3 separate regions of the Mus musculus genome follow, and all the other regions are linked to region 3. Evidence: chromatin loops called from intact Hi-C (ENCODE). Cell type or tissue: left cerebral cortex. All regions are shown on one strand. Region 1 overlaps Gm12996 (a long non-coding RNA gene). Region 2 holds the start of Urod (uroporphyrinogen decarboxylase). Region 3 overlaps Btbd19 (BTB (POZ) domain containing 19).

What was found. Peaks named below come from ENCODE experiments on the same cell type or tissue, not always from the same donor. Only the 100,000 strongest peaks of a DNase experiment are listed, where the experiment ranks them.
Region 1: it touches region 3 in a loop (2.4-fold over the local background); 17 of 42 quality-filtered maps call a loop at or near these places.
Region 2: it touches region 3 in a loop (4-fold over the local background); 20 of 42 quality-filtered maps call a loop at or near these places.

What each region holds. Positions count from the first base shown.
Region 1 is chr4:116,824,592-116,832,591 of GRCm38, reverse strand. Gm12996 (a long non-coding RNA gene) reads right to left here. Exons shown (of 3, transcript XR_376562.3): 1 at 7,610-8,000; 2 at 2,391-2,544; 3 at 1,987-2,314. Among named protein-coding and RNA genes, the nearest start is that of Gm12996, 4.1 kb to the right of the region's middle. In left cerebral cortex, a CTCF peak has its summit at 4,630 (motif pointing left); DNase peaks (open chromatin) are centred at 4,616 and 7,690; H3K4me3 peaks cover 1,004 bases; H3K27ac peaks cover 983 bases.
Region 2 is chr4:116,992,296-117,000,295 of GRCm38, reverse strand. Urod (uroporphyrinogen decarboxylase) reads left to right here and starts at 5,883. Exons shown (of 10, transcript NM_009478.4): 1 at 5,883-5,965; 2 at 6,599-6,711; 3 at 6,829-6,908; 4 at 6,986-7,048; 5 at 7,273-7,470; 6 at 7,571-7,732. The coding sequence starts at 5,946. Hectd3 (HECT domain E3 ubiquitin protein ligase 3) reads right to left here and starts at 4,962. Exons shown (of 21, transcript NM_175244.4): 1 at 4,525-4,962; 2 at 4,189-4,349; 3 at 3,843-3,935; 4 at 3,629-3,764; 5 at 3,267-3,382; 6 at 3,065-3,178; 7 at 2,866-2,948; 8 at 1,754-1,919; 9 at 1,471-1,552; 10 at 536-718; 11 at 355-407; 12 at 143-207; 13 at 1-49. The coding sequence starts at 4,893. In left cerebral cortex, a CTCF peak has its summit at 4,276 (motif pointing left); DNase peaks (open chromatin) are centred at 4,319, 4,952, 5,849 and 6,426; H3K4me3 peaks cover 2,796 bases; H3K27ac peaks cover 925 bases.
Region 3 is chr4:117,117,109-117,125,108 of GRCm38, reverse strand. It overlaps Btbd19 (BTB (POZ) domain containing 19), which reads left to right. Exons shown (of 8, transcript NM_001384196.1): 2 at 969-1,170; 3 at 1,327-1,380; 4 at 2,831-2,890; 5 at 3,627-3,695; 6 at 3,780-3,911; 7 at 4,013-4,138; 8 at 4,248-5,890. The coding sequence ends at 4,382. It also overlaps a transcript of Tctex1d4 not described here. Among named protein-coding and RNA genes, the nearest start is that of Btbd19, 4.5 kb to the left of the region's middle. In left cerebral cortex, a CTCF peak has its summit at 3,777; DNase peaks (open chromatin) are centred at 216, 3,854 and 4,508; H3K4me3 peaks cover 1,558 bases; H3K27ac peaks cover 2,564 bases.

The DNA of each region.
Region 1 (8,000 bases), 290 kb after region 3:
GTGTGCGCACTTGAGTGCACACTTTGTGTAATGTCCTGAGATCCAACGAAGAATCACAGATGTTGCCTTTTATAAGGTCAAGACTGAGGAAAATCCTCTCTGACTTCGATGAGGCTAGACCAAGAGTCCAAAGTCATCCTCAGCTCTTGATTCCGAGACCAGTTTGGGCTACGTGAGACCGTGTTTCAATAAACAAGTCAAAGAAGGCAAAAGGTGAGGGCTGACGATGAGCATCTCGCTTGGGAGCTGTTCTCCAGGCAGCCTATTAGGATGTGTTAGGCGCCTCCAGTACTCAGGATTCGCAAAAATACTTCAATGTGCTTGAAGGAAAGCTATCTCTTAAGCCAATGGTGTCCTAGTTATAATATTTTCAACTTCATGCCAATTTGGTCACAAACTATAACTTGAGTTGGGAAGGTAGGTCAGCAGGTAGGGAGGGGCACTGGTCACAAAGACGGATGACCTGTTAGATTCCTGGAGCCCGAATGGTAGGAAAGGTGGCTCCTGCAAGTTGTCCTCTTGCAGTAACATGTGCACTGCAGCCTGCATGCAGGCACACAGACGCACACACACACACACACACACACACACACACACACGCACACACACATACATACACACACACACATACACACATACACACACACGCGCACACACACATACACACGCACACATACGCACACACATATACACGCACACACATACATACACAATAAATAATTAAGAATGTAACAAAATATTCTTTTTAATTTGGGAGATGTGGATCTACCTCAGTAGTATAGCGAACACCCAGCCTGTGTCTGAGGCCCCCGGGTTCTGTCCTTCACATCACAAAGGAACCTTTTAATCTAGGAAGGGGCCCACAAAAATCACGAGGCTACCCTGGTCTCATCAGTAAGGGTGCTCTCTACACAGTCATGGATACTGTGATTGAAATGGCTCAGATAATGGCCTTGATTTACCTTTTCGAAGGAAGCCCAGAGTTACCGTGGTCTCCGGGGTTAGAAGGCAGGGTACTGCTGAGGGACAAGATTCCTAGTTCTCCACAATGGCATCTTTGCTGTTGATGAAATATAGCCACCAAAGTAAAATCCTAACCACCAAGGTAAGAAGGTCAGGAGACGGGGCCTTTGAGGAGGGGAGACGAGGCGAAGGGTAAAACTTGCATCAATGGGATTAGTGCTTTAACAAAAAGGACGGGGCTGCTCTCAAGCCCTCTTTATTCCATATGAAATCCTATCAAGTAGATGGCCACCAGAGGCATGACATCACCTGACACGGAATCTGCAAGTGCTTTGATCTCAGACTCAGAACTGAAAGAAACGTGTTTATGCTGTCCAGTCTATGATATTCTGCTAAAGCAACTGACCGTGCCTAAGACAATCCTATGAATTTCACCGAGAAAGACCACGGCATGGCCTCATTCCTACACCAATACCTGCAAGAAGAATGAGAAAAAATATGAAAGGTTTGTACTAACCAGCTGGGCTGGAAGAGAAGAAAGGGAGAGAAATATGTGTCTTCTCTAGAGGTCTTCCTCCAAGATGTGGGGATAGGAGCTAAAAGTGCATGTGGCCTTGCGCATGCTCAGAGCAAGGGCCACACAGGATCCTGCAGTTTCCTATTCCAACTCTGCTGGAAGTCTGGGTCAGTCCTGGGTCCTGCTGTGGAGAGGCCTCCTGCCTGCTGGAAGAGACATTCCACTAAACTCAGGTACTGATACAGTCAACTCAGAGTGGAGTGAGCCTGCAAGAGAGGCCTAGGTGTTGGAGTCCCTGTTGTATATAACTTCTCTCTCTCTCTCTCACTCTCTCTCTCATTTTGAGATAGGGTCTCTCTATGTAGCCCTTGCTGTCCTTGTCCTCGAACTCACTCTAGCCTTGAAGTCACAGAGATCCGCCTGTGCCTCCCCAAGTGCTGAGATGAAAGGGGTGAGCCACCATATCCAGTTTTCTTAGATTGTCTTAAAGCACTCTATACACAGTATTGCAGCTAGGATTATCTTTACTGTTATCAGATCAAAATGCTCAGGACACATTTCAAGGGATCCAAGCAGGAGACTGTGTCTTGGTCCAACGACTTAGAGGATCCATGTTCTGTCCCCTGTACGGGTTCCCTTTTCACTAAGCCATCATGAGCAAATATGTCCCTGTCCCTGAGTTTTCCTGCAGCTTCCATGGCTGAGCCCCAGGGGACTCTCCAGGCCCCAACAGCATCTTCACAAAAATCTCTGCTGGTTGTAGCTGTATTCTTGCACCTCGAAATCAGGATGAATTACTGTCTCTTGTTTCACCCTTGTCCTCTTGCAAGGCTGCTGCTCAAAGAAATTAATCAAGTTTATTAAGCATGACCTCACTTGTGAGCCCTGCTCCTGGTCTGCTGAGCTGTACCTGCCTCAGTCTCGGTTAGCGCTCTAGTGGGGGCGGGGAAGCCAGCCGGGTGGCCACATCTTTTGTTGTTTGCAGAGACAGAGGAGCACCGGGCTGGATCAGACAAAGGCAGGGTGCTCCTCTATAGAAAGTACAGGGCCCTTTGTTGCCATGGCTGTGGAAAAAATAGGAACAAAAAGGATAAATGTTGCATCCAAATACACTAATAATTAACACTTAGCACCATGGATATAAAAAGCACTTAAGGCTAAATTACAATGAGCATAATAGCTATTCATTATTCAGCCCTGCTCCATATGGCATCCTGGCTTAGTAGATGGTGCTTGGGAACTAACTGGAGCCTAACTGCCCAGGTCTAAAACCCCATCCCACCGTTTGACAGCTCTGAGACTGTGGCGGGCAAGTTACTAAAGCTCTCCAGCCCCAGCCTTTGCATCTGCAGAGCTCAGACAATGAAAGCACATAACACACAGGGCCAAGTGAGCTCGCACTGTTTACAACGACACTTAAGCCTGGTTGGCCAAGCAATAACTGCTCAGTAAATGTTTATGGCATTAAATACATAGCTCGGCCAATTTTAGGCCTCAAAACAAACTTGTGACGTATACATATTATCTCTATCAGTTGAGGAAGTTAATATTTAGGGGTTAAATGACTTTCTCAAGATCATTGTCTTAAGGTTTCTATTGTTGTGATAAAACAGCAAGACTAAAAGCATCCTGGGAGAAAGGGGTTTATTTGAGTCACACTTCCATGTTGTAATCTATCATCAGAGGAAGTCAGGGCAATGCTAAACATACACCCTTAGTCCCAGTACAGAGGAAGATGGATCTCTGTGAGTTCAAGGCCAGCCTGGTCTATAAAGTAAGTTTCAGGATAGCCAAGGCTACAAAGAGACACCCTGTCTTGACTGACTGACTGATTGATTGATTGATTAATTAATTAAAACTGTTTGAGGGGTGTTTGAATTTTGTTTTATAACATGAAAAGATACGAAATTTGGCTTATTATATGTCCCAGGGAGTGGATATGTGGCTGTCAGACTATTGTGTGGCCACTGTCCATTCAAGTCAGAACTCAGTCTATACACAACCAGTTCTTGTTTAATACGGAATTTGTAGCCAAAGCTCAACTTAAGAGAAACCATTGAGGGCTGGTGAGATGGCTCAGTGGGTAAGAGCACCCGACTGCTCTTCCAAAGGTCCAGAGTTCAAATTCCAGCAACCACATGGTGGCTCATAACCATCTGTAACGAGATCTGACTCCCTCTTCTGGAGTGTCTGAAGACAGCTACAGTACTTACATATAATCAATAAATAAATCTTTTAAAAAAAAAAAAAAGAGAGAAACCATTGAGATGGTTCAATCCCCAGAACCCATGGAGGAAGGAGAGAACTGACTCCCCAAGGCTGCCTCCAACCTATATACACACACACACACACACACACACACACTGTATACACACTAACAACAATAATAATAAATAAAATACAACTTTTGAATGAATAGATAAATTGTACAATGCCCGGGAAGAAGAGGAGTTTTGCCTTGCCTTTGTTGTAGCCATTTAAGGAACTCAAACGCTGGGTGAGGTGTTGTATTAATGTAAACCAGGACATAAACATAATCTTCTCTATTTATCTGGGATTGCCCCAGTTTGTTTTGAGACACAGTTTTGCTATGTAGTCCTGGCTAGCCATAATTCATTAGTAGATCAGACTGGCCTCAAACTCACAGAGATCGGTAGATCTCTGCGTCCCTAGTGCTGAGTTTAAAGGCATGGATCTTTGCTTGGCTTTGTGGCCCATGCCTGTAACCCAAGCAACTTGGGAAGCTAGGATAACATTGTTCCGGGAACTTGTGAGTTTCCAGTCAGTCTCCTGAATTCCAGGCTATCCTGTAAGAGAGTACTCATTGTGAGACTGAGATTCTGTCTCCTTGAGGGGAAAAAAAAAACAAGTGAAGAACACCACTGGCGAATCACCATCCAGGTTCCTTCTTGGGTTTAGCACTCAGTTTTCTTTGAAGTGTCTAAAATTCAGCCCTGAAGAATCTGGGGTGGTAAGTCACCACCCTATCAAAGCAGCCTTTCCAGGGAGGAGGGAGATTTCAAATCTCGGGGAAGAATCTGGGTTGTACATCACCCCTCCCAGCTTGCTGGGAGGGTAGACCAGACCAGCACCTCTCCTGGAAGCAAGGGCAAGAGCTGGTTAAAATGAGGCCAATGGTGACACCTAGAGGTCATATGAAAAACTGCAACTTTCGAACGACCTATTTGGCCCTTAAGGGCTTTATTTAGTTGGTTCATTCATAAATATTCACTGACCTCTCAACACATGCCAACTCTTATGCTAGACACTAAGCAAAAGTCCGAAGGATCTGAGAAGACATTTCAGTCAACTGGGATTTACGCCGATGTCTACTGATCAAGAAAATGTTTACCAGGTCAGTCCAAGGGAAAACATTCAGGCAGCAAAGACAAGAGCTTGGGTGGTAGCATAAAATCTCACAGGATTGCCAGGCATGGTGGCGCACGCCTTTAACCCCAGCACTCGGGAGGCAGAGGCAGGCAGATTTCTGAGTTCGAGGCCAGCCTGGTCTACAAAGTGAGTTCCAGGACAGCCAGGGCTATACAGAGAAACCCTGTCTCGAATCCCCCCCCCCAAAAACAAAAAACAAAATAAACAAACAAAAAAACCCTCACAGGATCTAATTATATTATGGGGGATGAGAATATTAATAACAAACTAACAAACACCAAGCAGGAGCAGGCCAGTGAGACAGATCAGCAGGTAGGGGGCCTGCGGCCAAGCCTGAATATCTGAGTTTGATTCCCCAGGATCCACATGATGAAAGGAGAGAGCCAGTTCCCCAGGATCGTCCTCTGCCCCCCACACATGCAACACGACAAGAGCAGACCTAAAGTCTATACACACTCCATGCACAAAGTAAATACATTTAATTTGAAGGTTGGGGAGCAGAGGGAAATAAATCAATTTAAAAAAAAAGGGGGGCAAGTTCATCAGGGCCTAATTTGCCACAGGAAATAGTTCTGTCCTGAGCCCGAGCCTAAGCACAGTTGGACTTTACTGAAGAATTTCAAGCAGGGCAGGAAACTAGACCTCGCCTCTCAGTTCTTACTCAAGTGCATGAAGGCAGTTACAAATTACTCTATTGCCTCGGTTATGGGAAATAGTGGAGACAGAAGAGGAAAGCTCTGAGGAGTCAGAGGCATTACAGAGACAGAACCGGGACACACCTCGAGGTGAGGACTGTGGTGTTAGGAGGGGATCTGGCATGTGCAGGTCTCTGGCTCAGGCAGCTGCCAAGAGGATAAGAGTACAGTGTTGGGTATGGTGGACTTTGAGAGACCCATCCAAGCCAGAAGAGCAGCTAAATAATGTCAGCAAGAGAGACATCTGGAGGAGGACAGTGAAGAGCTAGGATAGTTAAGAACAGGCAAAGGGCTCAGCACTTGGGTGGTAGAGGCAGGAGGACCCGGAGTTCATAGTCTTCTTCCTCAGTTATACAGTGAGCTCAAGACTAACCAAGGCTACATGAGACCCTGCCTCTATAAGAGATGACACACAAAAGCTGGCAGAGGAGATGCAACAGGGCCAGTGGGGGAGTGGGCACGGCACCATGGAACTGGGGAAAACAAGGAGAAGAGAATGGTCAACTATATCAAACCTTTCCACGGTTGTAAGGGCTAAAGACTGAGTACCGAGCAACATAAAATTCATTGATGATGTCAGAGCCTTATAGGTCGGCGTGGCCGGAAAAGTCACATTACAGACAATTAGAGTAAAAGTACTCTATTAAAAGTACTAACCTGCCTGTGTAGATAGATACTGTTTATTTGTTTGTTTGTTTGTTTATTATTTGTGTGGTACTGATAGAACCTGGGTCCTCATACATGCCAGCCAAGTGAACAATATCCTGGTTTGTTTTATTTATTTATTTATTTATTTATTTATTTATTTATCGAGACAGGGTTTCTCTGTATAGCCCTGACTGTCCTGGAACTCACTCTGTAGACCAGGCTGAACTCGAACTCAGAAATCCGCCTGCCTCTGCCTCCCAAGTGCTGGGGTTAAAGGCGTGTGCCACCACGCCCGGCCCAAGAGTCCTTCCATTGAGCAGTATCCTCGGTCTCTCTAAGTTGCCCAACTGTCCTTACATTTGCTCTGAAGGCCTGAAGAGAATTCCTGGAAGTTGTCCTCCACGTGTCTGTGACACACACGTGCTGGCACACACACACATGTAGAGCTGTATGTATTTTGTGCCCCCCACCTGTGGTCCTAGTGTTGGAAGGCTGACTAGGAAGGCTGCCAGGAAGTTGAGGCCAGCCTGGGCTACAGAATTAGACCCTGTTTCAAAGAAACAATAAAACCAGGATATTGTTCAAGGGTGGTCACCACAACCGCAAGTGAAACTGTACTCCTAAGATCCCAACTCCTCATTTCCCCTCCTCAGTTCTGGAGGCCACCATTCATCTGTGTCTATGATCCTAACAACTCCAGAATAGACTTCATGTAAGTGGAATTGTACAGTATTTGACATTGTGTTTTGGTTTTGCTGTTCGGGGTGTTAACCCGGCTGGGACTTCTAGTATGCTAGGGAAGCAGGCCCTTTACATTGAAGCTATATCCACAGCCCATCTTTCTTTCCCTCCCTCCTGCTGGTTCCTTTCACTTAGGGGCCCTTTCTACAACTAAATGAAATCGGGGATGCCTCTCCCCTGGCTTGAATATTCTTACTCCCACCTTACTGTGCACTTTAAAAGTTAAATTGGGCTAGGCAGGGGTGGCCACGCCGCCTTTAATCCAAGCATTCAGGAGACAGGCAGAAGGGTCTCTGATTTCAAGGTCAGCCTGGTCTACAGAACAACCCAGGTTACACAAAGACACCTTGTCTCCAGAAACAAAACAGCAAAAAATCAGTTAAGTTGGGGCTGGGGATGTAGCTCCGTTTGTGGCATGCTTGCCTAGCACGCATTGGGTCTTAGGTTCCAAGTTCCATCCTCAGCATTTCATAAACCAAGCGCGGTGCACACATATAATCCCAGCACTCTGGAGGCAGACATAGTGATCTCAGTTACAAAACGCATTAGAGACCAGTCTGGGCTACATGAGGCTCTGTACGTTTTGTTGTTTTAATTCCTTAGTAAGTATGTATAGTCTATGTATATGCACAACTTGAAGGAAAACTAAGGTCACCTTCTCTGAGGTTTTTCTGGGCCAACCCTCGGCAGACAAGCGAAGAGAATGGAGGCGGATCCAAAACTGCCGTATCTTCCGGAGCCGCTTCCGGCGGAAGAGAAAGGTAAAAGAGCACGGAGAGGACCCAGGAGGGCTTCAGAGTGGCTGATCCTTAAAGGAGCGGGCTGCTGGGTGGACCCGGGGCGGGGGTCGGACCCGGCCGGAGCTAGAGCCCGGAAGAACTAGCAAGCCGGCGAGCTACTGCAGTCCGCTAGGTTTAGCGTCGAGACCTGCAGCCTCGGCGTTGTTCTACGACTTGGTCTCAGCTTTCCACAGCCCAAGCTCACCCCTACCTCACCTGACCTAGCGGACTTACAAAGCAGGAAACTCCCGCAGTGCCACGACCTTG
Region 2 (8,000 bases), 120 kb after region 3:
GGGCACAGTTCTTCTGACATATCTGCCAGGCTGTCACGGAAGCCACCTCCTGAAATGACAAATGCTCTCAGCTGGGCACCTCAGAGTCCCGAGGCTCTAACACCCTAATAGTCAATAGTCGGAACCCATGTCAAGGCCTCACCTTGGTCAATGATCCCTTCCGCAATGAATTTACATTCCCACCACTGGTCATAGCGCATGGGCCACCTGTAAACAGGGATGATGGATTTCCACTATGCCAGGGCTGGCCTCAGGCACATTAGCAGGCCCAGAGACCAGCTAGGAGAAGGACCACAGAGTGTGGCAGCGAGAAGCAGCAGGCACTGTGTGCCATCTTTTACCCTCACGCCATACCTGTAGTCCAAGGGCTTCTCATACTTGTCAGAAGGCTTGAGACCTTCATAAACCTGGGGAGCAAGAGAAGGTGGGAAGGAGTGGGAGCTGTAGGAAGCCTGCGATAAAGAGCTGTCCCTATTCTTGCCCAACTCTCTCTTCCTTCCGCCCTTTACTGACCCTCCCTCAGTCTGGTCCAGACCTGGGTGAAGACTGCATTCTTGCAGGCAGGGTCCCGAGAAGGGCAGGCACGGTGTTCCATGGCAAGGCGGCGGTTGATGTACAGCCTCGGCATGAAGCTGGGCTTGCTGCTTTCTGAATCACGCAGGCACTGTGCTACCAGGCTGGGCCGCTGGCGTGACAACAGTAGGAACTGTTTCACTTGCTGGAGGAAAGGTGGCCAGGGCGGAATGAGTGGGCAATCGGCTTACGTGTAGGCTCTGGGACTTTCTACGCCTAGACCCAACTCCCCCATTGCAGTCTATGTCTAGTCCGTTCTGTTCTTGCCTATAGTTTTTCCTTTAAACTAACCATGAAGGGGAAATTTGGAACAACAATACAAATCTAACATTCTCACAAGCTTTCTGAGACTTCCACTGACCAGAGAAAAATCCCTACTTCACAGCCTGCTACACAAATCTCTTGAGAAGAGACTGTGCTTCCCGTCAGCCAGTTTCTAGCCTCACGTCACACTCACAGCTAGCTGTATGGGTTCCTTTGTCATGTGGAGCTCGGGGACCCTCAGGGCACAGCTGCCCACCTAACGGAGGAGTTACTTTTCCTCCTCCTCTTCTTCTTTTTTTTTGGTTTTTCGAGACAGGGTTTCTCTGTATAGCCCTGGCAGTCCTCCCCGCCCCCCCCCCCAAAAAAAAAGAACCAAGGAGGTGGGGAGATGGCTCAGTGGTTTAGAGCACTGACTGCTCTTTCAGAGGTCCTGAGTTCAATTCCCAGCAACCACATGGTGGCTCACAACCATCTGTAATGGGATCCGATGCCCTCTTCTGGTATGTCTGAAGACAGCTACAGTGTGCTCATATAAATAAAATAATTAAGTAAATCTAAAAAAAAAAAAAATAATAATAATGAAAACTAGGCAAGCAGCCCAATGCCCCGTAAGTATTGCAGGCCCAGACTCACCTTAATCTCACTAAAGGTGCCCAGGGTGTGGTCCCATGCAGGTACTAGGTGGTGCAGGACACTGTCCAGAATTTTGATGAATCTATGGTAGTGTGGTAAGATAAAGAATTTGGCATGGTGTAAGACCCCAGTGTCTAATCCACAGGGACAGAAGGGAGGCTCAGGAGGTGCTCTGGCCCTCGAAGCAGAATAACTTATTTTACCAGACTTTGGGGCCTCCTCCATGCAGATTCCCAAGGCTTAGGCGAGGAAGGGAGGCCTGCAGGGTCAGGACCATACCTACCTCTGCAGAAGGACAGCTCTGCGGTATAGTACTTCTGGGTCAGTGCCTTCCAGGCGTGGATATCGCACCAGACTGGCCGGCTGGAACAGGTCTGCATTCAGCCCCAGCTCCCGCTGTCTAGATGACTTGATCTTTACCCCTCGAAGACGGACATCGATCCCATCATCTGTGGATGGGGGGAGTCAGGATATGGCCCTTTACTGAGCCTGCTGTTTTCTTGGCCCTCAGACCTGGGAATGGCTCCCAGCAGTGGGCATTTTGTCACTGTTAACTACGGAGGCTTCAGAGATTCTATCACAATTCAATATATTCATTCCATCTCTATGCTGCTGGGATGCCTGTGGATCCCAACTCAGCTCCTTTCAGATGAGCCCAACCACCTCTACGGCTCTAAGGTTGGCTTATACCCAGCACTGTATACTATCTTTGGTCTCGAAGTGTATTGGCTAGTTTTGTGTCAACTTGACACGGGTTGGAGTTATCACAGAAAAAGGAGCTTCAGTTGGGGAAATGCCTCCACGAGATCCAACTGTAAGGCATTTTCTCAATTAGTGATCAAGGGGGGAGGTCCCCTTGTGAGTGGTGCATCTCTGGGCTGCTAGTCTTGGGTTCTATAAGAGAGCAGGCTGAGCAAGCCAGGGGAAGCAAGCCAGCAAAGAACATCCTTCCATGGCTTCTACATCAGCTCCTGATTTCTGACCTGCTTGAGTTCCAGTCCTGACTTCCTTTGGTGATGAACAGTATTGTGAATATGTAAGCCGAATAAACCCTTTCCTCCCCAACTTGCTTTTTTTTTTTTTTTTTTTTTTGGTTTTTCGAGACAGGGTTTCTCTGTATATCCTTAGCTGTCCTGGAACTCACTTTGTAGACCAGGCTGGCCTCGAACTCAGAAATCTGCCTGCCTCTGCCTCCCAAGTGCTGGGATTAAAGGCGTGTGCCACCACGCCTGGTGCCCCAACTTGCTTTTTGGTTATGATGTTTGTGCAGGAATAAAAACCCCGACTAAGACACGAAGCTTTACCCTAACTCCAAGTCCACTCTCTTCTCTCCTCTCCACATTATCAGCCTGCCCTCACCCATATCCTGAAACTCCTTATAGTCCTGAGCCCTACCTCGACACTCAACGATTCGGATCTCAATGATTGGAAGGTGGACGGTCATGTCCTCTAATACACAGACATCCCCGATCAGGGTCCTAGGAGCCAAGTATAAAGCAGTTCAGGTATTTGCTGCCACAGGCCTTCAGGAACCTCTGGGGTTCCATTCAAGCTAAGCTTGGTCCCGCCCCCGCCCCCAGGACAGCTTACTCACTCATCAATGTTCACGTCACTCAGCTTCTTCAGGTTGTCCCCTTCACCCCCATAGACTACTACCCGTTTCGGCATGAAGTTGTCATCTGTGGTATCCACTGTGAGTAGCAGCTTCCTGAGGACCCAGAGTATGTATCTGAATGAGTCTCTAGGCACCCGCAGCACATGGCTCATCCACCCTGTCATGCCCAGAGCCCACTCACTTGACAATTGTGCCTTTCTTCATGGTAAGCCGTACCCAGTGTTGGCACTGGGACCCATCACTCTCCCAGTAGGTATCTGCGTTGCTATCTGTCAGGCAGGACACATTGAACTCCTCCTAAGGTAAGGGCAGAGAGGTGCTGTCACACTGGGCATGTGTGTTGGGTCAGGGAACAGAAACAGCAGAGTTGGAGTGGGTGTGGGATAGGAAGGGTGTCTGGGGTCCTTAGAGGGGTTCCAAGGGTAGTGGGACTAAGTATGGTCTATGGGGACATGGGTTTGGCCCTAGTTTGGTGATGGGAGTTCTGGACCTAGCATTGAGGGATGTGACTGTATCTAGGCACAGGAGGAGTCCAGTACCCACCGTATAGGAAGAAACATCTATGCTCTCCACATACTGCTTCACACTACCCAGGTTCTCATCTTCTTTGCCCAGGTGGTCATATAAGAAGTGGATCAGGTCCTCGTCGCACTCATATGTCCATGTTGGGGGCACATAGCTAAATAGCCCCAAGCCCCTAATTAGGTTGGATTCAGGCCCTGCTCCCTCCTCTCCCACCCCGTTCCAGATAACTCACAGTAGCCTTTGTATAGCTTCTGTATATGCCTCTGCTGGCTGAGGCCTGGATCCCAGGCGATGTGAATAGGTCAGGTCCACTACCTGTTCCCATCTGTAGGCACAGAGTGGAGTAAATGAGGAGGGAGGTACGGGGAAACAGGACACCACCTTCAGGATCTGGAGCCTTGGAGTTCTAGCTCCAAGCCTAGAAGCCTCATCCCCCTTCAGGTCTCATCTCTGCCAGTTCTTACCCCACCTCCACCCAAATCTCTCTCTCTCACACAACCCAAGGTTTAGATTTTGGTTGTGTTTCGAAACCCTCCGCATCCGCCAGACACCAAATAGCGTCCTTTGAGTTGCAGGACCTGAGCACCGGCCGGTAGTCCACGCCAAATAGCTGCTGCTGCCGCTGCAGGTGGTCGGGAGTGTCAATAGGTACAAGGCGGGCTCCGCCCTCTGCTGGTCGACACACTAGAAGCCAGCCTTCGTCCAGACTACAGTCACTCAGGTGTTCGGCCAGCTGCTCCTGCAGGGACGAGTCAGATGGGGACAGAAATCAACTCAATTGCTCGCCCAGCCCAGCCCGGGGCAAAGAGCACGGAAAGCAATGCCAGCTCATTATGGGATAAGGGGGCGGAACAACCAGGGCTCTGGCTAGATCCAGGGGGTCTTTTGTGGGGTCCCTGCCATCCGGGGCGCACCTTGGTCAACTTCACCCAGAGCCCGTGGCCGTTGCACAGCTCCTCGCCAGTGGTGCGCACACAGGCGCCGCGCCGGAGCTCGATACTGTCACGGGCGGCGCGCAGGGGTCCAGAGCCTGTGCCCGGGGCAGCGCCCACGGCTCCCACACGCAGCCCCAGGCCCTCTGCTTCCCACACGGGCAGCAGCACGCGCGAGGGTCCCGCCGGGTCCTTGTACAGCTTGTAGAGCACTTCCCGCGGCACGAAAGCTAGCGCCGCAGGCAGTGGCAGCCCGGCCCGGAGGCTCCGCGCCGCCTCCGCCAGGAAGCGCACGCGACCCAGGAGCTGCCGCGGGGACTCAAGCGCCGCGCCGGGGCCAGGGCCGGCCATAGCGAAGCCGCTGAAGTGAGACTCGTCCAGGGAAACCCTGGCCGGCCGCAGCCAGGGGACAGCAAGCAGAGCTTCCCACCACACCCGGCCCCACCTCCCACCCTACCTTACCGTATGTTTTAGATTAAATGCACAACCTATTACCACCATAGTGTCAGGTGTTCCTATTTTGTAACCCGCCACCGAGTGCTACTATCCTTGTTCAGTCTTTATTCGACCCACTCTGATGATTTGGAGTCCTGTCTTTGTCTCCCCGTCCCCAACGAATATTACATTTGAAGAAATCTTTTTGTTGTTATTGTGTTGTTTTGTTTCTCTGTGTAGTCCTGGCTGTCCTGGAACTCACTACAGTCTGTAGATCAGGTTAGCCTCAAACTCAAAGATCCTCGCACCTCTACCATCCGACTGCTGGGATTGAAAGCGTGAGCCACCACACCAGGCTTGAGAAATCTTATAAAAATTGTTCAACTATCCTAGGGGGCGTGTGACTAAAATGTTTGGTAGAATGACCCCTTTTCCAGTCACTGATAGGAATGTACAATCGTTCTGGATAGATGCTATTTGTTGTTTCTAATTCCAGGAGACTAATAATCGTTGCCCACTTAAATGCGATTTTGGCTTCCTAGACGATTGCTAGAGCAGTTCCTGTCCTGCTCAGCACTCTTACCACTTCTACAAATTGGTTAGTAGTGTAAATGTAGAGCCTAAAATCTTCGGTTTCTATACAGCTAGACGACATTGTGAGACTCATGGACTGGAGTGAGAGCGAGGCTTGTACTAAGTCTTCTATACCACAGATGAGAAAAGTTTTAACATGTATTGGGAAGTCATTTCTTTGGGGCATTTGCTACTGCGTCGCAACAGTGGACTTTACGGTAAAAAATTGTTTGGGTCCTACGGGCAGCAGGGAGGGCAGCCCCACAGCTGTCACTGGATCGGTCACGTGGTTCTCAATATGGCGCCGCCCAGGGTTCTCTTCAGGAAGGGGCGGGGACTGGGGTGTCGGGGCGGAGCCTCAGATTAAAGCGGAGACCGCTCAGTTACTGTTTACCATGGAGGCGAACGGGTTCGGGTGAGTTTTCTGCTGCACGCGCTTGTGGCTACGTTACTTTCTGATCCGAGTCTTCCAATTCAGGGATATGTCCTTAAACTCTTATTTTTATTGGAGCTCTCCAAGTCTGAACCCAAGTCGCTGAGATTCCAAATCTTGCAGTCATGGAACAGAACCTTTCCCGCTCCCTGCCCCCCCCTCTTCCCGCAGTCTCCATTCCAGGGACTACCGTGCGGGACTGCGTCCCGAGACTTTCTTTCGAGGTGACTCAGAACTTCTAACTAGCACCTGGGACCATCAGCTTTGATCCTTTCTCGTTTTGGGGATCCCAGCTTCTCATGCTTGCCGCTCGGTTCCCCAAATTAACTCCTTTCCCCTAATCCCCTTACTGGATCTTCATTCCACTTCTCTAGTCCCTCCAGTTTCTTTGAGTTTGGGAAAGTGGACAAATGTGTAGGAAAGAGGCCCTAGTGGGGCCCTCCTCCTGGGAGCTTGTGCGCCACTTGATAGAGGGGAGGCGGTGGGCGGGGAGCCATGGTTTGCAAGCTGGTCTGGAGTAGGCAGATAACGGCCTGACTGGACCGGTGCCCTCCCCGAATCCCAGTCTAGCATAATGACATTTACTCCTACCTGTACCTTTCACCTGATCTCCAGACTCCAGAATTTCCCGGAGCTGAAGAATGACACGTTCCTGAGAGCAGCCTGGGGAGAGGAAACAGACTATACTCCCGTTTGGTGCATGAGACAGGCAGGCCGCTACTTACCAGGTCAGGGGCAAAGCTGTGGTCTAGATAAAACCTGAAATTCTAGATGGTGAAGATAGGAGAAGATAGTAACTTTGGAAGACCTTGTGGCTGAGTCCTGTCCTCCATCTCCCCTTGTAGAGTTTAGGGAAACCAGGGCTGCCCAGGACTTCTTCAGCACCTGCCGATCTCCCGAGGCTTGCTGTGAACTGACTCTACAGGTGAGGGCCCCACGAACCAGGGTGGGGTTCATGCCCCCAGTGTGTCTCCTTACTAACCTACTTGCTATTCCCTGCAGCCACTACGAAGGTTTCCTCTGGATGCTGCCATAATTTTCTCTGACATCCTTGTTGTACCCCAGGTACTCAATCCTGATCCTGGATTGTGGACTTTAAAAAAAGAGGGGAGAGGGAGGAAGGCACTCATTGGAAATCCTCTGTCTTGTCAGGTTTAAATACATAACGGGGAAGCGGCAAACGCTAGGGATGGAGTTTGCAGGAGGTTTTAGTCTTTTCTTTGTTGCATACGTTGAACAGAAACCTCTGAGTTCCAGGCTGTGTACCCATATATTTTATCCCCCTTAAGGCATTGGGCATGGAGGTGACCATGGTACCTGGCAAAGGACCCAGCTTTCCAGAGCCATTAAGAGAAGAGCGGGACTTAGAGCGTCTACGGGATCCAGCAGCAGCGGCTTCAGAGTTAGGCTATGTGTTCCAAGCCATCACCCTTACTCGACAACGGCTGGCCGGACGTGTGCCACTAATTGGCTTTGCTGGTGCTCCGGTAATGCGGCCAGGGGTGTGGATGGGAGCATGGAGAGGTCAGGCTCCTAGGTCTGGAATAGACAAGGGATCCTGTGTCTGCCGTCCTCATCTTTTTGTAGTGGACCCTAATGACATACATGGTTGAAGGCGGCAGTTCAAGCACCATGGCTCAGGCCAAACGATGGCTCTACCAAAGGCCACAGGCCAGTCACAAGCTGCTTGGCATACTCACTGATGTTCTGGTCCCATACCTAATAGGACAAGTGGCTGCTGGTGCTCAGGTGAGTCTTTAGGGACAAATAGGTAAATGGTTTCCCAAACTGGAGAAAGCAGGGATGTTACTTTTCCTCCAATGATCTGGTTAGAGTATCTAAGTGGTTTTCAACCTTCCTAATACTGTGACCCTTTAATACAGTTCCTCATGGTGTGGTGACCCCCAACTATAAAATGATTTTGTTGCTAATTCATAGCTGTACTTTTCCTACTGTTGTAAATTGTAATGTAAATATCTGGTATACAGGAGATCTGATATGCGACCCCTGAGAGAGG
Region 3 (8,000 bases):
GCAATGCCTGAGTTCTCTGGCTTCTCCTCCACCCCCTCGGCCCTGAAAGATGGGTTATGATTTGATTCACCCCCATTGGGCTTTCGACTGAGCACTGGAACGTCTTATCTTGAAGAGACAGAGGTATGGATGGCTCTAGCGATTCATAAGAGGAACGAAGCCCAAAGGATCGAGCCGGAGACCCAGACAGGAAGTAGTTCAAGGTTTCCGACCACCCACTGCTTGCCCAAGAGACTAGTGCTGTCTGAAACCAGGAATAGAGTTCACTGGGGGCAGGGCTGGTCATGGGAGACAAGAACTCTGTTTCCCATCCCCAGACTCTCAGAGGCTGCCCTGCTCCCCAGGGTTAAGACTGCCATAATTCTCGGTTTTTTGAGGACAGGGTGCCACAGTCTGGCCTGAAGAGTGGAGCCTTAGGCAGGAGGCTTTGGAAGCTGAAGCGCTCGCTGCTGCCTCCTACCCCTACTTAACACAGAGGCTGGGGCCGGAAGTGATTATGAAGATGGAAAATGTGGTCTCACCTCATGATGGTGATCACTGTCATGTCTGTCTGCAGTCAGTGTGCTCTGTACCCCACATCCTCACACCCTCCCACAGGAAGAAGGGTAAAAATGCTGAGTTGGCATTTGGTGAAGGCGTCCCAAGAGGAGTGTCCTCTCCCCCAAGATTCAGACTGGGGAGACATCAACCTGGCTTGCATGAGCTCTGCTATCCCCCTACCCCCCCATCCCCCCGCCCCCTGTGAACCAAGCATAGTCCACTCCCTTGAGACCTGCCATCATGGCTGAAAAGTCTTAGAGTCAAAGATATAAAGTCACCGAGTGGAACTGAGACTAGAGCACAGGCTTGTGTCTTCCAGATGTAGGCTTTGACCTCACACAAAAAGAAGCCCTAGTGTGACAGAGGTAAAGCCAACAGTGTGATCTAGGTCTGAGATCCCCTCCCCTGGCCCTCCCTCTCTTCCACAGTGATATTTGCTTTGTGGTTGGTCAAGAACGGCAAGAGGTATTTGCCCACCGGTGCTTGTTGGCCTGTAGATGTAACTTCTTCCAGAGACTTTTGGGCCCTGGGGTACCTAGTCCTGTGGTGCTAAGCACTGTGCCTGCCGAAGCCTTCTTAGCTGTGCTGGAGTTCCTATACACCAACAGTGTCAAGCTGCACCAACACTCTGTGAGCCTACCAAGCAGAGGTCTGGGTGGGAGAGAAGATGAGGATGCCCGAGTCAGAAGGATGCCCATTATGCTGTGGGTTGAGGGGTGGGGGAAACTCCCTTCTGCTCCCTCAGCCACTCCCCTCTCCCTCCTCGCCCCCCCCCCCCCCCCGCAGGTGCTGGAGGTGCTGACAACAGCTGTGGAATATGGGCTGGAGGAACTTCGAGAGGTGAGTGTCTCAGGCAAGCCATCTTGTCTCCCTTGCCTTTCAGTTCATCGTCTCCTTCATAGTCTGACCTTCTCACACAGAGTATGATAGCTCTCTGTGTACACAGGATCTGTACATGCTCAGTGTGTGCTGAGTGAGCACAGGAAGTATTTATGGCTGGTTCTTCAGTGCAACGGTGAATTGGCTTTGGCCCATGATTGAATGGAAGGAGAGACATGAAAATGCTTAACATATATGGAGGCTTTGTGCTTCTGGCTTAGGGAGGATGGCAAGGTTAAGGCCAGCCTGAACTACCTAAGGAGTTCCAGGCTAGCCTGAGCTACAGAGTAAGAGTCTCAAAACCCTAGACTTAAAAGTAGGGGTCTAAGTGTGATGGGCAAACAGCTGATGTGTGGAGAGAGATTCTTGGAGAAGGAAACCTTTGTGTCAGAGCTGGAAGAACAAATAGGGTTTTGTTCAGGGGTGGGAAGATGACATTACAGTCACAGGACACTCAAGGAACTCCTTAGCTGTGTGGTGGACTGGGAACTTGGGTGTGGGGTGAGCTGGGAAGGGTACCAGGAAGCTGATTCACACAGGTGCTTCAAGAATCGGGACTTGCCGGGCGTTGGTGGTGCCCGCCTTTAATCCCAGCACTTGGGAGGCAGAGGCAGGCAGATTTCTGAGTTCAAGGCCAGCCTGATCTACAGAGTGAGTTCCAGGACAGCCAGGGCTACACAGAGAAACTCTGTCCAAAAAAAGGAAAAAAAAAAAAAAAAGAATCGGGGCTTTAGGCTGGGAGTGTAGGTCAGTGGCAGAGCACTTGCCTAGCATACTATAGGCTCTGGGTTTAATTCCTAGCACCAGCCAGGTGTGGTGGTGGTATGTACCTATATATCCAGCACCCAGTAGGCAGAATAGAGGAGGATAATTCTAAGCTCAGGGCTAACCTTGTCCACAGAGTGAGTTCTAAGCCAGCCAGGGCTACACAGCAAGACCCTGTCTCAACTCTTCCTTCCCTGGACTTTTGACGCAAGGATAGTGGAGATTCATTGAAAGTTTTTGGCAAGGGAAAGGGACTGAGAGAAGAGGGAAAGGAAAGGGCCTGTCAGATCAGTGCAGAAATCCAGAGGGTGTGGCCGAGGAGGAAATGGCAGTCCACAAGAGGTAGGTGGCCCTGAGAAGGGACAGCTGGCACTGCCCAGTGCCTTTTTGGAGGAAGAGACTGGAGTTTTTGGATGAGTTTTACCAGAGACAAGTGTACCAGAAGGTGCTTTGCTGGCCTCCAGGCCCTCTGGGCTTGCTAAATTACAGGTCTGAACAATTGCATCTGTTTTCCAAATCTGGGCGCTCAAGGTGGCGCTGGGGCTGCTGGGAGTCTGAATGAGTCATTGCTCCAAGCTCCATTGTTTCTGGGATAGGACTTGGAGTCTTGACACCGGCACACAGGTCGCTTCATTTCTGTCCCCAGCTCTGCCTGGAGTTTGTGGTGAAGGTGTTGGATGTGGAGCTGGTCTGTGAGGCTCTGCAGGTGAGTACTGATGAGCAGCCCTGTGGATGAATCTGATGTTTAGAATGTGGTCCTCCAATGGCCTATAGAATGGCCTCCTCCGTCAGAAGCCCGGACTGGTCTGTCTGTTAAAGAACAATATGTGCTCAAGGATATGCTTATGAAAGAAATTCTGCCTGTGCTCAGATCTGTAGGGTACAGAGTATATCAGTAAGGTCATATGTAGGACGAATAGGCTGGGAAAGGCAGGTGTGATGACACACACCTTTAACTCCAGTACTTGGAAAGCAGAAGCCAGAGTTCGAGACCTGCCAGGGCTACATAGTGATCTATTAAGAGTGGGAAAAAAGAGGTTGAAAGATGGTGGTGCATGCCTTTAATCCAAGCAGAGGCAGGTAGATCTCTGAGTTCAAGGCCAGCTTGGACTACAGAGTGAGTTCCATGACAACCAAGGTTACCTAGAGAAACTCTGTCTTGAAAAACAACAACAAAACAATTCTAAACATGGATAGTAGAAAGGTGGGGGTGTGGAGTTTAGAAGCCAAGCTTGGGCTCAAAGATGGAGTTTGAAAGACCTGAACATGGTCTCCTCTACCCCACACCTGTGTGCTCTGCACAAGGCACTTTGCCTACTTTCAGGAGACACTGCAGGTGCTGCTAGCCTTCTGTTTAGATTGTGCTCAGTGGCAGTACCTTGTGTGCAAATCTGGGTTATCCAGCTTCTTCAGTCTCTAGCCTAATCATACTCTGCTCTCAGGTTGCTGTAACCTTTGGCCTGGGGTCACTACAGGAGCGGTGCATAGCCTTTATAGAAGCTCACAGCCAGGTACAACTCCCCATCCTTATACTTGTAACTTGTAGCCCCCCCATGCCATTTTTTCTCTGCCCTGACCGACACACCGGCCCATAGGAGGCGCTCCGCACCCGTGGCTTTCTGGAGCTGTCCGCCACCGCGCTGCTGCCTGTGCTACGCAGTGACAAGCTCTGCGTGGATGAGACTGAGCTAGTCCAGGCAGCCCGAAGCTGGGCACGCGTGGGCGCCGTGAGTGGGACCTGGGGGGAGGGCGAGGACACCGAAACGGTGCAGGCCACGGGAACTCTGTAAGCGGGCAGCAGGCACGTGCTCAAGGCTCGCTTCCACAGGCGGTGTTAGAGCAACCCGTGGCTGAGGTGGCAGCTCCAGTGGTCCGAGAGCTGAGACTGGCTTTGCTTGCCCCGGCGGAGCTAAGCGCCCTGGAAGAGCAGAACCGACGGGAACCGCTCATCCCGGTGCGGACGCCAGTAACCAAACTCAGATCCACTCTGCCACGTGGGAACGAGGAGCAAGGGCGGGAGGCTTGGGACTTCGGTCTGCGTGGTGACCCGCTTTCCCCTACAGGTTGAACAGATTGTGGAGGCATGGAAGTGTCACGCCCTACGGAGAGGAGATGCGGCCCGGAGCGCGCCGTGCCGCCGGCGGAGGGGTACCCGGCCCCGGGATCACCATCGCTTTCTGGACCTTCGTTTCAAATGATCCACTTCCGGACCTTCCCAGGAAGTTGACTACATCCCAAACTACAGCTCCCGAGGTGCTCTGCGTTGGAGGTGGGCTTCCGCTCCCAGCAAGCTCAGCCGCCGGATACGGGAAGGACCGCTCTGCGTCTAGAGTGAAACCTAAGCCTCTGTGGAAGAGTAGGGATTGCGCAATGGGCCCAAAGTTGTGGCTTGGGTGATGTCCTGAGACCGGAAACGAGGGTGGCCTTTGTTGCATAAGCTCATGCGGCATTCTGCAAGTCGATCATTCCTCTACGCCCCTCTACTCGGATGACGCGATCTCTATGTAGCTCATCCTCTTTAACAAATCAGCTTCAGGCTCAGCGCAAATTCGAGCTTCTCACCATCTTTCCCAACCCTGGAAATAGTGTTAATCTTTTGTGCGGATCTGGAACCCGGACCTCATTCTTGCCTACCTCATGCCTTTTCTCCCTTCTAGGGTCTCTTCTGCTGTTACCCTAGCCAGTGCCCCTCACTCCTTTCTCTGTCAGGGGACAGTATCCATCCCTATGATGGTCCCATCGCTTTGATTGTCAAGCTTTTCCTCCTGAGCCCTTTAACGTCCATACTGCTTTCCAGGACAGCCTACAAAATTTCCTTGAGATTTAGCAATCCTAAACTCTGCGTTTGGGAGTTCCAGAATTATTGGGGGGTGGGATGGGTTGTCGACAATCTCTCACTGTAACCCCATCTGACCTAGAGCTATTTAGGACAGACTAGCTTTGAACTCACTGCGCTCCGACTGCCTCTGCCTCCCTGGTACAGAGATTAAAGGCGTGTACTATCGCTCCTAATTCTGGCTTTACATAAAAATATATTGCTTATGAATTAAAGATGAATATTTGTATTCTGTCAAGATGGAAAAGGTGGCTGCCCAGTGGGACCACTCCTGGCACCCTTCTTTGGATCATGAACACTGAAAGTAATTTGCTGCTTGCTTGCCTGTTCCATGCTTTTGCTTCCTTTACATCAACTTTAGAAGCCATGTACTAATCTGTACTAATACTGCGCTTCCATTAGCTTTGCTGTATTGTGATGAAAAGGCTTTTGAAATTATTATTATTTTATTTTATTTTATTTTTTTGGTTTTTTTGAGACAGGGTTTCTCTGTGTAGCCCTGGCTGTCCTGGAACTCACTTTGTAGACCAGGCTGGCCTCAAACTCAGAAATCCGCCTGCCTCTGCCTCCTGAGTGCTGGGATTAAAGGCGTGCACCACCACGCCCGGCCTCTAAATTATTTTTGGGAGCTTGGAGAGTCTTCAGATTGCTTTAAAGCACCCATCCTTTTCCTTGAGGATAGAAAGCTTTTGTTCATGCAGGCTGTCTTCTGGACATGTGTTCTGCGAGGCAAGCATAGCATGGCGGCATACATAGGTAAATGTCAGCACTTGGGAAGTGGACGGAGGAGGATCAGCAGTTTGAGGCTAGCCTAGGTTAGTTACAAGGTGAGACCTGTTTCAAAAAATAAACTGAGCATGATGTTACACAGCTTTAATGTCAGCATTCAAGTTTCTGGTTTGGTAAATCAACTTTGGGAATGTTGGTAAACAGAACTGACCGAGTGGAACCCTGGACCGCAGCCACTGTTCTCCCTGGTTCTCTTGACAATTGCTTGACTGGGACCTAGCTCTGTCTTCCCTCCTAGGGTCTGGGTTTGGTAAATTGTTGCTTCTAATGTTACTGTTTTGTTTTCAGAGAGGGGCAGAGCACCCCATTTAGACTGAGCAGCACAGGACAGCTCTCAGGCAGTAGCCGGACCACACAGGAGCCGTATTACTACCCCTTGTGCAGGTCTCATCTCTGCTACTTTTTTTATTTTCTTGGATTTTGAGAAAGGGTCTCTCTGTTTAGCCCTGATTGTTGAAATCACTACATCCACCAGGCTGGCCTTGAACTCACAGGCTGGTCTTAAACTCATAGCAGTTCTCCTGTTTCAGCCTTCCGAGGATACCAGTGACATTACCAGTGTGAGCTGCTACACTCAGTAGCATCCAGTTCTTCTTGAAGGATGGCTTGGGGTTAGGACAAAGGAAGTCGAGGAAGACTCTATGTAGAGCCAGGCCATGGGGGTGGGTGCACACCTTTTATCTGAGCACTCGGGAGGTAAAGGTAGGCAGATCTCTGAGTTCTAGACCAGCCTTGTCTACAGAGTTCCAGAACACCCAAAGCTACACAGAGAAGCCCTGTTTCAGAAACAAACAAACAGACAAAACAGGTCCTAGGCAGAAGAAATGACACGTTCAAAGTTATGGTGATACAAATATTAGTGAAGTATTCTTGTCCAGAAGTGTGGTGTGTTTTTAGAAGGCTGTGTTTGGCAGTGGAGGCTAGCCCTAGTGGAGCTTGGAAAGGGATTGAGTTTAAGCTAAGGACTAGGGAGCCGTGAAAGGCTGCTAAGCCAGAAGGTAAAGTAGGGCTAGGTGCTACGCAGGTTGAGCTGACTTTACAAGTATGGAACTTCTCACCCCAGGCTAGATGAGATCAGTGGCCAAGGCTGACTGTGCCTGGGGGTTCAGCTCTGACTGGACTTGCTTAGTGACACCTTCATTCTTCAGGACCACACTGATCATGCAATCAGGGTAAAAACTTTCAACACAGCTGTGAACAATGTTTCTGAAAGGAACCGCGCCTTCTGCGAGGCTGATTAAGTGATCAGGACCACATGATGTGGGGCGGTTGGAATGCTCCAAATCTAGAGCCATTTTATCTTGGAACATCTTTGGCCCCCACAAGAGCCATTTATTGTCCTCCGAAGGTGACATCACATCTTTGTGACTATTAGGCAAATCTTTTGAAATGTACAAGTTCCTAGTTTCTAACCAACAGAAGGGCCCAGGACACTGACAGCATCTGTGGTTGAAATGCTGCTCTTTGGTCTGTGGTAACCTTGGCCACCTAAAGTTTCCATCAATGTGTCATACAGATTCGTTTATTTATTTAAAAGATTTACTATTTGGTAGACACTGTAGCTGTCTTCAGACACCCCAGAAGAGGGCATCAGATCATATTACGGATGGTTGTGAGCCACCGTGTGGTTGCTGGGATTTGAACTCAGGACCTTTGGAAGAACAGACAGTGCTCTTAATCTCTGAGCCATCTCTCCATCCCCTATTTATTTATTCGTTGTATTGTTTTTCAAGCCCGGTTTCTCTGTGTAGCTCAGGCTATCCTGAAACTCTGTAGCTCAGAATAGCCTGGAACTCACAGAGATGTGCCTGCCTCTGCCTCTCAAGTGCTGGGATTAAAGGCAGGTGCCACCGCTGGCTTTTCATTTTTTAGAAGACAATTTTTGTGTTGCTGAGATGGTGTCAGTAGATCAAGGTGTCTACCACCAAGCCTGATAACCTGAATTCAATCCACAGGACCCATGTGGTAGGAAAGCTGACTCTGACCTTCACACTAGAAACATAGCACACCAACACACACCAGTACACCGTATGCCATCCCAAACACCAAATAAAATGTTAAAAAAAAAGACAGCATTTCATGTGGCTGAGGTTAATCCCAAACCCACATAGTAGAGGACAACCTCTAATCCTACCACATAAATGCTGAAATTGCAGGTCTTCCTCACCATGCCAGCTAGTCTTTTTGGTTT